2 separate regions of the Mus musculus genome follow, and region 2 is linked to region 1. Evidence: chromatin loops called from intact Hi-C (ENCODE). Cell type or tissue: left cerebral cortex. All regions are shown on one strand.

The links. A loop is a pair of places that touch in the nucleus more often than their neighbours do. Peaks named below come from ENCODE experiments on the same cell type or tissue, not always from the same donor. Only the 100,000 strongest peaks of a DNase experiment are listed, where the experiment ranks them.
Region 2: it touches region 1 in a loop (5-fold over the local background); 4 of 42 quality-filtered maps call a loop at or near these places.

Annotation. Positions count from the first base shown.
Region 1 is chr11:96,348,904-96,356,903 of GRCm38, reverse strand. It overlaps Hoxb2 (homeobox B2), which reads right to left and starts at 5,272. Exons shown (of 2, transcript NM_134032.2): 1 at 4,709-5,272; 2 at 2,888-3,954. The coding sequence starts at 5,093. The coding sequence ends at 3,275. It overlaps Hoxb3os (homeobox B3 and homeobox B2, opposite strand), which reads left to right and starts at 3,510. Exons shown (of 4, transcript NR_155303.1): 1 at 3,510-3,844. In left cerebral cortex, no CTCF peak of the experiment used is centred here; DNase peaks (open chromatin) are centred at 2,776, 3,382, 3,611, 3,839 and 1 more place.
Region 2 is chr11:96,006,717-96,014,716 of GRCm38, reverse strand. No RefSeq gene overlaps it. Among named protein-coding and RNA genes, the nearest start is that of Igf2bp1, 4.8 kb to the right of the region's middle. In left cerebral cortex, no CTCF peak of the experiment used is centred here; DNase peaks (open chromatin) are centred at 3,532 and 6,518.

The DNA of each region.
Region 1 (8,000 bases):
TAAATAAAATGGATCAAAAGTTTCTCTCTCTCTCTCTCTCTCTCTCTCTCTCTCTCTCTCTCTCTCTCTCTCTCTCTCGTTTCCTTTCTTTGTGTTTTGTTTTGTCTTTGTTTTGCTGTAGGTTTACTGATTTTACTGTTATGTGCATGAATGTTTGCCTGAATGTATGTCTGTGTACCACATGTGTGCCTGCTGCCTGTGGAGCTTAGAAATGGAGAATCAGAGCCTTTGGAACTGGAGATACAGTTGTAAACTGCTGTGTGGGTGCTAGAACTGAACCCAGGTCCTCAGCGGGAGCAGCAGCTCTTACCCGCTGAGTCAACTAGCTTTCCAACCCCCACATCCCCTTTTGAGGTTTATTTTTTTTATTTTTTTTTACCTGTTTTGTTTCTGTCTTTGTTTTCTGAGATAGACTTTCATTCTGTAGTCCATATTGACCTTGAAGTCCATATGTAAGTCTATGTAAATCAGTCTTGCCTCAAACTCACTGCAGTCCCCCAGCCTCAGCCTACTGAGGCCTGGGTTTACAGGTGTGAGCTATCATGCCCAACTTTTTTCTATTTTAAGACAGCCTAGACTATGTAGTCCTCTTACCTAGGACTATAGGATTATAGGTGTGTACCACCGAGCCCAGCTCTCAAACATTCTTAAGTGTGGGGGAGAACAGAAAGCAAGATAGCAATGTAATCTAGCAGTCCTTTAAACGTTAATGTATCTATAAATCATTTAGAAATCTGCTAAATTGCAGGTTCAGGTTCTGTAGGTCTGGAGTGGGGCCTAATATTCTGCATTTCTAACTAGCTCAGGTAATGCTGGTACTGCTGAGCCATGGAGCAACCCAGCATCTACAGAAATGACAGAAGGGATCCCTGGGTATTACAGACCAGCATCCCTGGATGGAGCTCCTCTGCAGCTCCTGCCTTTTGGCATTGATAAAGGATGTTTAAAAAAAAAAAAAAAAAAAAAGCTGGAAGGTGGGTAATTAGTGAGATCTTTCTGGTATTCTTGATCTTTGCAGCAACCTGGTATAGCTGCAAGAACATTTTTAATTAGACTAAATTATCTAGTTTGGCTATCCATAGAAAATCAAAGCCCCAGCTGATAAGTCTCTTTCATTTTGCTAGCATAGAGATGGCCTATGTGCTGTGATTTTTAAGATGTTAAACACTGCCTGTGGACATATTTTATGGAGAAATAAACACACAGTCCAATGAGATGTATAGTGTGGTTTTAATATATTATATATTCACTTATTTATGAGGAAAATAAACACACAAGCCAATAAGCTGTGTATTATTACTTTAATATATTAAATTTATTTCATACCTATATATTTTATGAGAGAAAATAAACTAATAAGATACACGATATTATTATAATAACACATCTAATTGTTCTATATTAATTTATTTATGAGAGAAATAAGTGCAATTTAACATGACATAAGATTATTTAATTCATGAGGTGAATTCTATATTAAGACAGTTTAAGGGATTAAATGCCAGCTGAGTAAAACGTGTATACTTCCCACACTGAGGGACCCGTGGAAAAAAGAAATGCAGTGGGTTTGCCTAGAGTTCCAAGTCACCACCTACGTTGGCTTCTGCTGGTTTGTGGGGAAAGTCTGGGAGGCCTAGGAAATAAACTGCCTTAAAAAAAAAAAAGGCAACATCTACCGGGGAGGTAGGTATCTGTTTCTGAGCCTGAGAAATATTAAATAAACCTGAGGAGGATGGATGGCTTTCCAGGGTCCCTTAAATCTCCTGGTTCTGGAGAACAAACTAAGAGGCAGATGGGGAAGAGGATCCCTGCCTCCCCTTTCCTGAGTTTGCAGAGCTGGGAGGGGGACTATGGGGGGCAAGAGGACAGGAGAAGTGTTGGGATGGAAAATGAAGCTGTTGGTTAAGACAGGTGGGCTTGCATTTGGAAAACGACCTAGCACGGTTTCAAAGCCCAGAGCAAAAAGCCACACTGGGTAAAGTGGTCCCAGGACCCAACGCTCGCTCCCCCTCCCCAGCACAGGGTCTCTACTCGCGCTCTCTCTCTCTTTCTCTCTCTCTCAAATAAAATAAAAACCCACAATTGGCGGGAAGCTCCCAGACTGTCTTTCTATCTTTTCTTCATTGTGAAAGATCTGGCCTCAAGAAAGTGGGAGTGGGTGCGAGCCGGGAGTGGGACCCGAGCATCCCGCAGCCGCTGTCATGGCGGCCGCAGTTGCTTCTCCTGCGCTCCAAGTCGCCCGGCCCAGCGCCATTTTGAGCATCGTTCCTATTTCCCGCGCTCTCTGCCGCTCGCCGTGCTACTTCTGTGAGCCAAAAGCCTCTTGCCACGCCCGGGCCTCCCTTCTTCCCTACAAAATTCCTAAGCCCCATTCTAGTCCTCAAGGACCTGGAGCCCCAAGGCAGCATCGGGCGCACAGCGCAGGCCTCGGCCTAAGCTTGCAGACTCAAAGCCCGCAGGCTAGCAAACCCAAGGATTTCTCCTTCAACTCTTTTAACCCTCTGCGCAGCCTCCAAGGCTCAAAGCTGGCCTCTGAGACATTTTCTTGTACCCGCTTCTGCACCCCCCCCCCCAGAACGCTGTTTTTCCACCCACCCCACATTTATTTCCAAGCAGGGACCCAGGGAACATCTTAGCAGGACTGGAAACGGTCTGTTTGCAGATGAACCAAGCTTCCATAAACTCTTCCTGGTGTCTTGGACAAAGAAATAGTCACCAAGCAGGGCCCCTTTTGTACCACCCGGACTTTGTCAGCCTGGGAGATGGGACCATGCCTTCCCTTGGGTCGCTTGAGCCAGAGCTAAACCAACTTCAAGCGGAGAGTGGGAAAGCAAAGACTGGCCGTAGGGACTTGGCAAAAAGAGCTAGATCCCAACACAAACACTCGTTTTCATATTATAAAGACATTTATTTACGCTATGAAAATAATGTACAATAAATACTTTCCCCCTTTCCTATTATTAAACAATTTTAATAAATAATCTACAATCTAAAACTTAAAAAAGAGGAAAATAGGTCCCTCTAGTTCTTTGTAAGAAAACCCTCTCCCACTAGAGTTTAATTATTCCTGAGATTTCGTTGGAAGGAGTTTTACCAAGTGGAATTTTTTGTGTGTGGTTTTAAAAAGCGAAAAGGAGTGAATGAAACGCTAATTCGTTACTATCTGGATTTTAACAAAACGGCATAAATGTATCCACGAGTGGAGAAGGCCCGATTCCCCCCGCCCCCAACAGCCAAGGAGGACCAGACGGAAAGGACCAAAGATGGAAAACAGTTAGGGAAACTGCAAGTCGATGGCACAGAGCGTGCTGGTGAAGAAGTCCAGCTCTTCCTCGGAAAAGGGCACGGGGCTATCGAGAGAACCCTGCAGGCTGGGTGAAAGGCCTCCGGACATCTGGAGACAGGAGTCTGCAGCGAAGAAATTGAGGTCCGGTAGAAAAGGCGAATCCTGCCGCTCGGGGCAGGCGTCTTCGGGTAGGGGCTCGCTCTGCCGGCCTCCGGCTCTGAGCATTGTGCAGCCGGGGCTCGATGCGCCCACACTCTCCAGGGTGGTGGCAGGCAGCGCTGACGGCGGTGCGCCCCGGGGTCCCTGCGCGGCCTCGGCGGGGTGGAAGCAGGCTTCCCGCAGCCGGTGAGTCGCGACGTCGCCCGGGCTGACCGTGGGTTCCTCGGCTGGCTCTCCCGCGTCGTCCTGGGCGCTCGGCCCGCCTGGTTCTCCCTCGGGCGGCTCTCGATGCTGCGTCTGCCGCTTGTGTTTCATGCGTCGGTTCTGGAACCAGACTTTGACCTGCCTTTCGGTGAGGTCCAGCAAGGCAGCGATCTCGACGCGACGCGGCCGGCACAGGTACTTATTGAAGTGGAACTCCTTCTCCAGCTCCAGCAGTTGCGTGTTGGTGTAGGCCGTGCGCAGTCTGCGGGAGCCGCTGCCGCCGCATTCTGGCAATCCGGGGCCATCTGCGAGGGAAGCACCCCTATGTTATCAGAGAGGTCTCAACGCAGCCTCCGTTTAGCTGAGATCGGGAGCACCCCTTTGGCTTAAAAGACTCTCAGCAGTCCTACTCGGGCTCCCACCCCACCCCCACAGCGCTTCTTTCTGTGTCTTTGGGGTTTTTTTTAGTGCTCTTCCACGTAGGCAGACCCGGCCCGGGTCAAGTCGGTGCCTTCAGAGCCGCCCACGGGCCACGTAGGGGGCGGGGAGCAATTTCTCTTAGCTCCCAGGACCTCAGAGTCTCCCTCCCCCAAGTCCTCCCAATGGACCCCTCAATTCAGAACTTTCCAACTCAACCTGGGGAGAGAGGGATCATAGATTGTTCTTCACCCCTTTCCTTCCTAGCTTTTGAATTCCCTCTTCTTCCCTAGCTTTAGGAGAGCTAGAGGCATCGCATCTTTTCCAGGCTCCAGATTCAATCCCAGACACGCTTCATTCCTCTACACAGAAACCGGGGAAACCCTTCAATCGAATCATTTTTTTCTAAGCACATTTAAAAAAAAAAAAAAAAAAAAAGCATCCTCCCCACCCTCAATCAGCTTCCAAAATTTTCTGGGGGTGGGGAAGCTAACAGTGGCTAGGCCTGAACCCCAGCGGGATACTCTGCTTCCCTCGCCCCAGATCCGTCGACCTAGGGAACCCCACCAGGAGCCCCATCACCTCACATTCTCCCCTTCTCTTCCAACTGCCCCTCACCCCGCCCCTAATACGTTTACCCACCTGATGGTGATCCGACCTCGGAGGCCCGGACCGAGGAGGCGGCTGGAGAAGGGGATGCGGCGGATTGGCTGGGTTTCTTGGTGGATTTCTTCTCTTTCATCCAGGGGAACTCGGGGGCTGGGGGGGCAACGGGGAGTGGCGGCGGTGACCGCAGAGCAGGCCCATCTCCGGCTTGCTTTTGGCTCCCTGGTCTCTGAAGGGTGGAGGCGCCGAGCTGGAGGCTGGGGAAGGTTTGCTCCAGAGGAGGAGGAGGAGGAATTAATGTCGACTCCTTGATTGATGAAGTTTGAAATGTCTCCAAGACAGCGGGGAAGGAAGTCAGACACTCGGCGAGCGATGGCTGGCTGTTTATAAACCCAATCTCCCTCTCAAATTCAAAATTCATGGCTTTCAATGGTGGGGGAGGGGGCCTGCTGGGGGGGGCGTCAGGAGGGAGAATCAGAGGGACCCCCCTCTCCCGCCCCCCCCAGGTTTATGCAATGGAGCAATTTCGCGGGGGGGGGGAGATTTCGCTCTCTCTCTTTTTTTTTTAAATTTAGGCCTTTATAATTGTATATTGCTGATAAATACAAGCGTATGGGGACTCTCTCTATTAAACCCAGGACTCCGCCGAAATTGCAGGGAATTCATGGTCACGGGACCGGTCTCCGCCAATCGCTAGTCTAGGCCTAGTGGAAAACACAGGCATTATTTGCTTTAATTGATTCAAAAACTCCAGAGGACCACGACCTGGATACCATGAGGCTTCCTCCTCTACCCCTGTTCCTTCATCAGTACCCTACACTCTCCCTAATGGCTCTCTTTTCCCAGAAAAGCCAAAAGAACCTCTTCCTTCCCTTCAGAGACTGTGTGGTGGTGGCAAACAACCACATTTAAGGGAGAAATGGAGTGAGTTAATATGCTTTCTTTATGTGGCCCTCAGTAGCCTCTTACCCTACCACCACCTCAGCCCCCAAAAGAAAAGAAAAAAAAATCTCATTTAGGGGGAAGTGGGAGTAGAAAGAGGCTTCCATACCTTGGGGGAAATCAGAAAGGAGATGGATAAAGGACAGCACTAAACACCAGCAGCAGCGGCAGCCCACCCACCCTCAGAAAGCAGTAGTTCACACTTAAGAAATGCACAGAGCTGGCACGCAGCAGGGACATAGATTCCAGGAGCACTTTGGGACATGGGCCTACCTCCCTTGCTATGTGCCCTGGATTCTAGTCTCTGCTCAGAATTTACAAGCAGTTTCTTATGTCCACTTGCCTTCCTGTTGGGGTCATCTGTACTCACACTGTGACACCCCAACCCTGGCAATAGGAGGGTCTAAGAAGGTCTAAGGTGACAGATGTATTCACAGGCCCCCAGGTGTATCTGTGTCTCTATCCAGGGCACCAAAGTAGCCATCCACTTAACTTTCAAAGCTAAAGTCAGTGCACAGTCGCCCTCTGGACAAAGGGATTTCCCCCTCTGTATTTGCCTTTGGGCTACTTTTAAAATCCCTGGTAAGAAAACATTTCCTAAAGATGGTGGGGGAGAGGGGGCTGGGGATAATGACCACCACTGAGATTATATTCTGCTTTGGGCCTCCAGAGAGAAAAAAAAATGTAATGTATTCTATGGTGAGGCACCTATGATGGGCTCAATTTTAGAATATTGTGATTTACTAGAGGAAGGAGGCAAAAAACAACAAAAAAAAAAAAAAAAAAAAAAAAAACCAAAAACAAAAAAACCTCAGAGCCACAAGCAAATTGGTGGGAAACTAGGCCTCAAAGCTGAAAATGAAAAGTCGGCTGGGGGAAGATTTTTAAATAAGTGGGTCAGAGGGACCAAGAGGAGATGAGGCGATCAATCTTAGCCCCCTGACAGCTCCCTCCGATTGCATCAAAGAATTTGGCTCTTTGGGAAAGCAGAGGGAACAACCTAAATTGCATATCCCTTAAAAAGGCCTGAGGGAGGGGGGAGCCAAAGAGAAAGGTGATTCTGGGAGATCTAGGAAACAGATGGGAAATGGGGACAGAGGGAAGGCGCTAACTTGGGTGGAAAGTTTGCCCCGGAGAACTCCCACGGCTCTGGCCTCCCCTCCCCCTCCTCGCTCTCTGTCGCCTAGCCTAGAGGAGAAGGCTGCTTAGCAGAGAAATGGCAACTCAGCGGAGAGCTGGAACTAGAAACTTTCTGTCAGTGTAACGTCCGCGTGGGTGGTGGTGAGTATTTAAAGAAAGAAAGAAAAGAAAAAGGCAGAGAAGTTTGCCGGGAAGCGGGAGGGGGGGGGAAGGAGGGAAACCTGGAGGTGGTGGTTGCAAGGACAGAAAGAGGCAGGCTCTTGGGAAACTGCTCTTAACTAGGCCAGCGGCCAGAGAGGGTGTTGTGTACCTTAGCTAAAACAAAACAATGTATGCATATATTTTCCTGGATGGTGGTTAGCAGAGGAGAATCCAAATAGTAACTGTCTGGAAGGGAGTCCTGTACAGTAAGGCCTGGGAGAGGGCCTTCTCCCCGGCAGCATGGGCACTTCCACAAGTTTTGTAACAGGCACTCCAGCTGGCTGCAGCATCCAAGGATCTCCTAAGACAACCAGAGCCCAGACTGTCCTGTAGGAAATACAGCTCTCTAACCCTTGATGACAGATTTTATGGCCAGATTAGTGAACAGTAGAAAACTTGGGTGTTAAAGTGGGGATCCAAGAAAACCCTCCAACCCTCCCTCCCTTCCAGAGACATCCGTCCAGCCCTGTCTGCTACCTTACAGAGCAGATTTTTATCCATGTTTTTAAACAGCTTTAGACCTAGAATCTGGAAAACAGAAGGGTAGGTCCTATTTTTGTTTAGAGCCCTAGCTCCAAGCCACAATATATCAATATAGCTAGCTAAATTCTCTCTTATCTGGTTCCTCTTCAGCTAGATAAATAAGCAATCCACCCTTCCCCTCACAGTCAAACATGACCCTTCTCATAGTTATATCATTCAGAAATGGTATTCAGGGAAGAGGAAGAGAAAAGGAAAGACAGACCCTTGAGCGTTATTTGATCCCAATCAAACATTGCACGCTCCTCTGCCTTTAATTTATAGCCTGGCCCAATGCTAAATTGCTTGCTGCCCAGATGAGCCAAGTCCAGTTAAAAAAATTCTACTTGGTGGGGAGGGGGCGTATTATTCAGGTTGTTTTTTTATTGTTATTTATTGTTGCATAAAGACTGTAATTACTAACCTTGGACTGCCAGGATACAACATAAAAATGAAAATCAGCCCTCGCTTTAAGGCTGAGGGCCTGGAAAGATTCTTATATCCCCACCCCCCCCACCCCGTATCA
Region 2 (8,000 bases), 340 kb after region 1:
AGTTCCAGGACAGCCAGGACTACACAGAGAAACTCTGTCTTGAAAAGCAACAACAACAACAACAATAAAGAGAAATTGGTTCTCTCTTTACACTATATGGGTCCTGGGGATTGAACTTAAGCTTCTGTTGTATCTACCTTTGAGACATTCCACTGTCCGTGCTAAGTTGTATATGTCTACAGATATTGCAGCATGCCCTGCTTTTCAAGTGTCTTTTATTTTCCTCCCTCCCTCCCTTCTTCCTTCTCTTCTTTCCTTCCTTTCTTCTTCCTACCATATAGTCCTGGTTGTCCTGAAACTAGATATGTTGACCAGGTTGGCCAGGAACTCGCAGGGATCTTTCTGCCTCTGTTTCTGCATCTCGAGTACACATACTACCTGGCTAAAAAATGTCCCTTTTTGTTTTAAAATTGTTTTTTTTTCCCCTGATTATTCAATTGGTTACAAAATTCTTTTATACAACCATATGGAATGTAGGATGCTACTTCTTTCTTTCTTTTTTTGTTTTGTTTTTTTTTTAAAGATTTATTTATTTATTATATGTAAGTACACTGTAGCTGTCTTCAGACACACCAGAAGAGGGAGTCAGATCTCATTACGGATGGTTGTGAGCCACCATGTGGTTGCTGGGATTTGAACTCAGGACCTTTGGAAGAGCAATCGGGTGCTCTTACCTGCTGAGCCATCTCACCAGCCCTTGTTTTGTTTTTTTAAGACAGGGTTTCTCTGTGTAGCCCTGGCTGTCCTGAAACTCACTTTGTAGACCAGGCTGGCCTCAAACTCAGAAATCCACCTGCCGAGTGCTGGGACTAAAGGTGTGTGCCACCATGCCCAGCTATTTCATAATTTTTTTGATTGTTTGATTATTTGTTTTGAGATAAGTTCTTTCTACGTAACCCTGGCTCTCTTGGAACTCGCTATGTAGACCAGGCTGGCCTCGAACTCACAGAAGTGTGCCTGCCTCTGTCTCCTGAGTGCTGGGATTGAAGGTACACTATTTTACTCTGCTCTTCCTAGAAATGATTATTAGAATTCTTTTTATTTTTTTTTTTATTTTTTTTTTTAAAGATTTATTTATTTATTATATGTCAGTACACTGTAGCTGTCTTCAGGCACTCCAGAAGAGGGCATCAGATCTTGTTACAGATGGTTGTGAGCCACCATGTGGTTGCTGGGATTTGAACTCTGGACCTTTGGAAGAGCAGTCGGGTGCTCTTACCCACTGAGCCATCTCACCAGCCCCTAGAATTCTTTTTAAAAACCAATTCTACTTTCATGACCTGCTTAATTTTAGGTTTAATTTACATTACCATAAAAATTGCTTTTCAGCTTTCTCTTAGTATTGGTGGCAGAACTGATAGCTGGACCATCTAATATGAGCGAGAAGGGAACCCCAGAGGGTTTGGGGAATCACCGAGAAGAGAAGCTCTTTCAAAGTGACAGTTTTGAGTGACGTAAGAAAATAGGCATCTTTATATGGTTAATGGGGTCTGAGTGACACTCCCAGAAGGGAGAGCTAAGATGGCTCTTAGCAGAAAGCATTAAGTAGAGTTTTTCTTTGAGATTGCTACCCTGCTTGTTTGGTCCCAGGGGAACCGGGCACAACAAGGGATGTGGCAAGCAGCTGATGTGGTTGCCTGCCTACCTGAAGCCTGGCGTGGAGAAGGAGTCTCAGGCCGTTTGACTCAGTTCAGGAAATCAGCTTAGCAGTTGATACACAGCACAAGACTCCCTGAGCACAGAGCTAGGACATTAGGAGCCCAGAGATGCCCCTTAGTTGCTATTCTTTGTGTAGACCAATTAGCCTCTTCAGTGTGGTATTATTTACTTAAAAAAAAAAAGGCAGCTGCCCAAAGCAGCATTTTATTTAATCCCACCGTGCTCACTTCTTCTCTTAGAGAATCACATTTATTCAATGTATTTTTGGTGGACATCTGTCAGCAACGTGTTAACTCCCAGAGTGATACATAGTCTTTGTTCTCAAAGATTTTTTTTTAACATAACTAATAACAAAATTAATCTTAAGCCACATGAGCCAGGGATCAACCATACAAAGATGTCAAAATGTCCGGTGACTGTTCTCCAGTGAATGCTAGGAATGTAGGGGTGAAGGACTTCTGGGGTCTTGTCACCCTGGAGTTCCCCTTAAAAAAAAACAACAAAAAAACAAAAAAAAAAAACAACAAAAAAAAACAAAACACCTTTCCCATTTTTCCCATTTTGGTGTGTGAAATCATTAAAGCATTTCTGCATCTCTCTGGTACCAGAGATAACGGTTTGCATGCTAACAAGTGGGAGAGCAGAGGGAAGGGGGAAGGAAGGGAAGTGTGGGGAAACATATTGATTATCAGGAGGGGAGACAAAAGTTGAGGGGCAGAGGGGGCGGCGGCACAATAAACGAGGAGAGAGAAGCAACAAAGAAAAACGCAAAACTGAAAAGAGTTGGTAAAGGTAAAGGGGGCGGGGGGGGGGGGAGAGGAATTGACTGTCGGGAGCAGGAAGAAAAATGGAGGAACAAAAGGAGAAGGGTAGGAAGGGAAGGGGAGGGGAGAGGGGAGGGGGGAGGGGGAGGGGAGGGGGGAGGGGCAGGGAGGAAGAGGAAGGGAAGGGGATGGCATGGGAGCAGAAGCCTCCTCTGAAAGCAATTCAGAAACAACTCTAATATCTGCCTCCTACAGACTTTAGAAACACATCGCAGGCGTGAAAGGGTAAAAGATAAACCATTCAATAACATCACAAAAATGTTGAACAAATATTTTCATGTTATGGTCAAAGAGTGGACATCCTAGTTGTCATAATAAAATTAAAAAAAAAAATCTGGAGTGTTTCTGGGAGAGACAGATGAACCAAAAAGAAAAAAAAAAATCCTAAATTAACTGCTGAAAAACAGGAATCCTATCCCGGTGTGGTCAAACAAGCTCTGTAAAAAAGAAAACAAAACACTAAGGTCGGATCTCTTCAATTTATGAAACTTGTTTGTACATGGAAACAGAGTAAAGTGTTTTTCAGTGATTTTTTTTTCTCCCAGTGTGTTTGAGAGATGAAACACTAGTGAAAATGAGCTATATACTAATTTTTTTTAAAATTAAAAACTAAAACCTACCATCAACATTTCCCCCTAAGAACTTGAGGGGACATTTGAGGGAGTCCCTGGGGGTGCGGGGTGTGGGGGGTGTAGGGTGAAGTGGAGAATATTTACAAGTAACAGTAGGAAATCAATTAATCCTAACAAGAATAAAACCTGTAGAAAGCAAACAAAAAGAAGTTACTTTTTAGGTAGAAAAATATTGTCTTAAAAATGTAGAGAAGCTCAGCTTGAGTCAACTTTGTCTGGTTTGACATCCTAAAGCATCCTTTTGAACGAAGATGCTTTGAATACTTAGAAGCTAGTCGGCTTTCAGGAACCGAACTTTGCTTCCTTACTCCCTCCATGTTAAATAGTGTTAGGTGTGGATCCCCCTTCTCAGCGTTTGTTTTCCTTGGAGCAACAGCATTTGTCTCTCTTGTTTCCTACAGCAGAAACCAGGGGTCCACTTTGCCTTCTGTGCTCCAGGGCACCAAACTGCTCATTATTTTTGACCAAATGACTTTGGAGAAAACCAGAAAACCCAACAGCAGCACAAGTATGAAGAAAGGCTTAGAAGATTTCACCTCTATGAAAGAGGCTGAGCAGGGTTGTTTTATTAGCAAGATGGATGTGGAAACAAGTATCTTTAAGAAGTTACTAAAGTATTTCCTTGACTAATTCTGAATCAAAAATAAAATTTAAGGTTTTGTCACAGTAACTGACTCAGCAAAACAAATAATTGTTCTTAACCCTCCCCCCACCCCTCCTTGAGTCCTACATTTCCGATTGAAAAAAACATTCCTTTAAAAACTTTGAAACACTTTTGAGTTTATGATGCTTTGAATGAAGAAAGCGTTCTTTTCTGCTTATGACTCTCGTCTATTTCTTGAGATATCCTAAACACATAATTATCCTTATTTATTTGACAGGAGAAAATGCTGCCTGTCCTTTAAAACTAGGACTAATTTACATTTTCTTAAAGTTTACAGGCATTTAAAAAGAACCACACTTCAGACGGCAGGAAGGGAGAAAACATCTCAAGGCAGCAACAACAATAAAACAGGCAAACAACAACAAAAATAAACAACTCTCAAAATGCCCAGAAACTTTGAAGTCAAAGCTGTCAGGAAGTGTTTTGCTTTTGTTGTATCTCATAGCAACCATGATTATATCAAAATTAACTGTGATTTATTAGAAAACACAAAAATATTCTAATATATTTCCCTAACAGCTTTCTAGGTTTTTTTTTTTCTCTCTCTTTTTGTACATGTCCTCTCTTTTATAGAACATATCAACATTTTAAGATATAAATCACGGGTAAATGTTAGATTAAACTGCAATGTGTATATTGGAGATTCATCCAAAGCAGTTGATACAAAAGCAGAAAGAATTCTATGAACAAAAATATCTTTTGTGCATTATTTTTTCCCTCCTCCATTACTTATAAAAGTTTAAAAAAGTATTACTTATAAAAGTTTAAAAAAGTGGTATCTTATATGTAGAACAGCAATAAATATTTGTTCCATTAGCCTAAATAAAATACATGGTTACAAAAACTTTGAGGCAGCATAACAAACTGCCATGGTACAGCAGCTAGAAAAATAAAGACATAAAAAAAAAGTAGAAAATGATGACAGATTGAAAAAGGTTGGTAAGAAACACTTGAAAATAAGTTGAATTTTGTGTTTGTGCAAGGATAGAGTTTTTGAAATTTTTTGGGGGGGATTGCTTTTTGAATTTTCAACTTCATGAAAAGTGGCTTTACTCTTCCAATTTTTTTCCCTTTGCATGTTCAAAGTTAAGGAAAATGGACAGAAGTCTATCTTTAAAATGGAATCCACTTTCTGTGTAAGAGGAGAGCTGACCAAACACTTATTTAGGAAAGAAATGGAAGAGGAGACTAGAAGCAAGTAATATTAACAGTGAATATTACAGTGACTATAATAAATGTAATTAAGAGAAATTTTTCCTTCAGATTTTTTTTTTTTTTTTTTTTTTTTTTTTGAGACAGGGTTTCTCGGTGCAGTCCTGGCTGTCCTGGAGCTCACTCTGTAGACCAGGCTGGCCTTGAATTTAGAAATCCACCTGCCTCTGCCTCCCGAGTGCTGGGATTACAGGCAAGCGCCACCACTGCCCGGCCTCAGATGTCTTTTTACACATTCAGTTTTATTTTTACTTTTTTGTCCTCCATCTATCTATCTATCTATCTATCTATCTATCTATCTATCTATCTATCTATCTATCTATCTATCTATCTATCTTTGGATTTTAAACTCATACCCATTTACTGTGAAGATTTATCTTTCCTTAAAAAGAACAGTAGGGAACCCCCATGACTATCTTTAATATCAAAACCAAAGCAAAACATTTATAAATGCTTTGAAATGTCTTCTGTCTTCTCCTACACTGACCTAGGAATGTGAGTTGTAACAAGAAATAAGCCTTCTGGCAGGCTCATTTAGTGGTGGGCACATTCATAGCAGAATAAAGCATCAGGTTATACCATGTAGTTCCCCCAGCTCCAGTCTACAGAGTCATGTCACTGAGGCAAAACTCATGTGGAGGTTTCAAAACTGCACCTCACCCCAGCAGCCTCTATCTACTCTTGTGTCCTTAACAAACGTTTGCAGTTCCTGACTATCAACACAGAAGCCCTGTATTGGGGGAGGGGGGGAGGGAGGGGGAGGGTGGAGAGAGGATTAGAATTTAGTGAAACAGCTAACTCTAAAAAGAATCAGTGTGAATAGAAATAATTGGCACTTTGTTAATGAAATAATTTTAAAAGATTTAAAAAATAGACTGTGTAAGTATTCTGTTCTGAAATCTGTTTCCCTTACATTGCCATTTAAAAAAAAACTGATTACTTCCAGCTAACTTTAAATTATTTCTCAAATGGAAAGGGAGTCAACTTAAAAGTGAATTGAATTACATTGCTATTTGTAAGTTTTGCTTTTTTTTTTTGAGCTTTAGGATGGTAAAGGATGCACTATGTTTTGCAGTTTACAAGTCTGGGTAGGAGGTTTTTTTTTTTTTTTTTTGAGGGTTAAGCTGCTTTTGTTTTAGCAATAAAGAGAATACTGGTTAGGTTACCCAGGGGGATTATCTGATGTTTTTATCAACCCCTAAAGATTTAAAGTAAACGAAGCAAACAGCACCTAAAGTTTTTGGGAGCTGGGATGTTCTGCCAAGGTAGTTTCTTCCTTGCCCCCCAACATAAAAGATTTGGAGACAGTTACTATTTATGAAGACCCAAAGACTGTAACAGACAGCTTCTAAGACCATCTTTTAGCCCTAACAAAAATCCACACATCACTAAGAAAAGTCCCTCCCTACCGGACTTTTAATTTTCTTGAATTCCTTTTCTCTTAAGTTTGTTTTGCATTCAAAAATATTTTCTGTGAGTGTCTACTATGCGGCAGGCACTGTTTCCAGCTCATTGGCTTAGTTTGTTAAGAACTTCGCTGTGATCAAGAGCTGACAAAACACCAAGTTAGTGGGGGCTGGGGGAATGTCGGGGAGGGCGTGTGGGGACAGAGACACAGACATTTCACATCTTCCTGGACAGAAAACATTTTTTTTTTCCTATTAAGCAACTAATAGCTTGTAATACTTAGATTCCTGTTGCTTCATGGGAAGAAAAATGTCACAAAAACAAAAAACCCGACAAACACGTGGCTGGCTAGAACAAAACGCTGATTCGAGAGTGGGTTCTGAAGGTGGTGGAGGGAGACTCAAAAGCCGAGTTGGAAGCCCTCCCCCGCCCCATTTCTTCCCGGCTCTCCGGGAAAACGAGGAGGGGGACAAAGGTGCTGGGTGTTGTGTTTTAACTCCCGACTTTCCGAATGGTAGGGAATCATCCGGCAGATGGGCGGTGAGCCGAAGTCGGAACTGGCTTATAGACTCTGCAAACGAAAAAAATAACAATAAAAAAATCCAAGCCATTTATATCGGTGCAGTCAACACGTGTTACGGAGGCGGCCCGGGCCGCAGGCGACTGAGACAATGGGATCGGGACGGGGGAAGGGGAGAGTGACCCCCTTCCTCACCTGCCCTCTCAAACGCGTGCCCCGACAACCCTCCTCCCACTTGCAGACTCGAGCGGCTCAAGGACCATCCCTTTTTCTAGGGGTGTTGTCGCCGGCCCCTTCTCCGCGGTGGCCAGGCAGGGGGCTTCTCCAGGGTCTCCGTGCCTCGCTCTCCACCTCCCTCTGGCGTCGATCCAGCCTCAGCCGCTGGAACCTCGGGTGTCCCCCGCGTAGAGCCGGGGATCCCGGTACTGAGTGTGCAACGCGTCCCGCGCTCCGCTGCGCGTCCGGGACTCCCAGCGCGCGGCCCCCTCCCCCACCTCACAGACGGGGTGCGACCGCCCACGTGTCGCCCCTCGCCCAGTCCGGTCTTTCCCTCGGGCTCCCGGAGCCTGAGGATCCGGAACGCGTCGGTCCTAGCGGAGGGAAGGGACCTGGGCGGATCCACTTCCCCCTCCCCACGGGGAGGGGGGAGGGCCGCAGCCCCCTCCCCCGCTGCTCGCTTCCTCAAGCGCGGAGCGGAAATTACCCCCTCCCCGCCCCGGGCTGACCTGGGGACGTGGGCGGGGCCTCTGCACCCCCTCCCCCGGCGGCCTTCCAAAATCCAGCACCCCAAAACTAAGTTCTGAGACCCACAGCCTGCGCATGGACCATCGCTCAGTGCATCGCGGGTAGAGCGGACGCAGGCGGGCGACGCCACCTGTCCGCTCCTTGCGTGGGGAGGGCGAGGGGGACCTCGGAGCTCAACCCGGTCCCTCCCTTCTGAAGCCAACCCCTCCGGTTCGGGGTCGATCGGTGGTGCGACCACCCCTCGTCGTTTTTCCCCCACCCAGTTGATCTTCGAGGATGCTCTCGAGCCGGGTCGTGCAGGCTTTCCCCCAAGGATGCTGGAGTGTTGTCATCCAGCA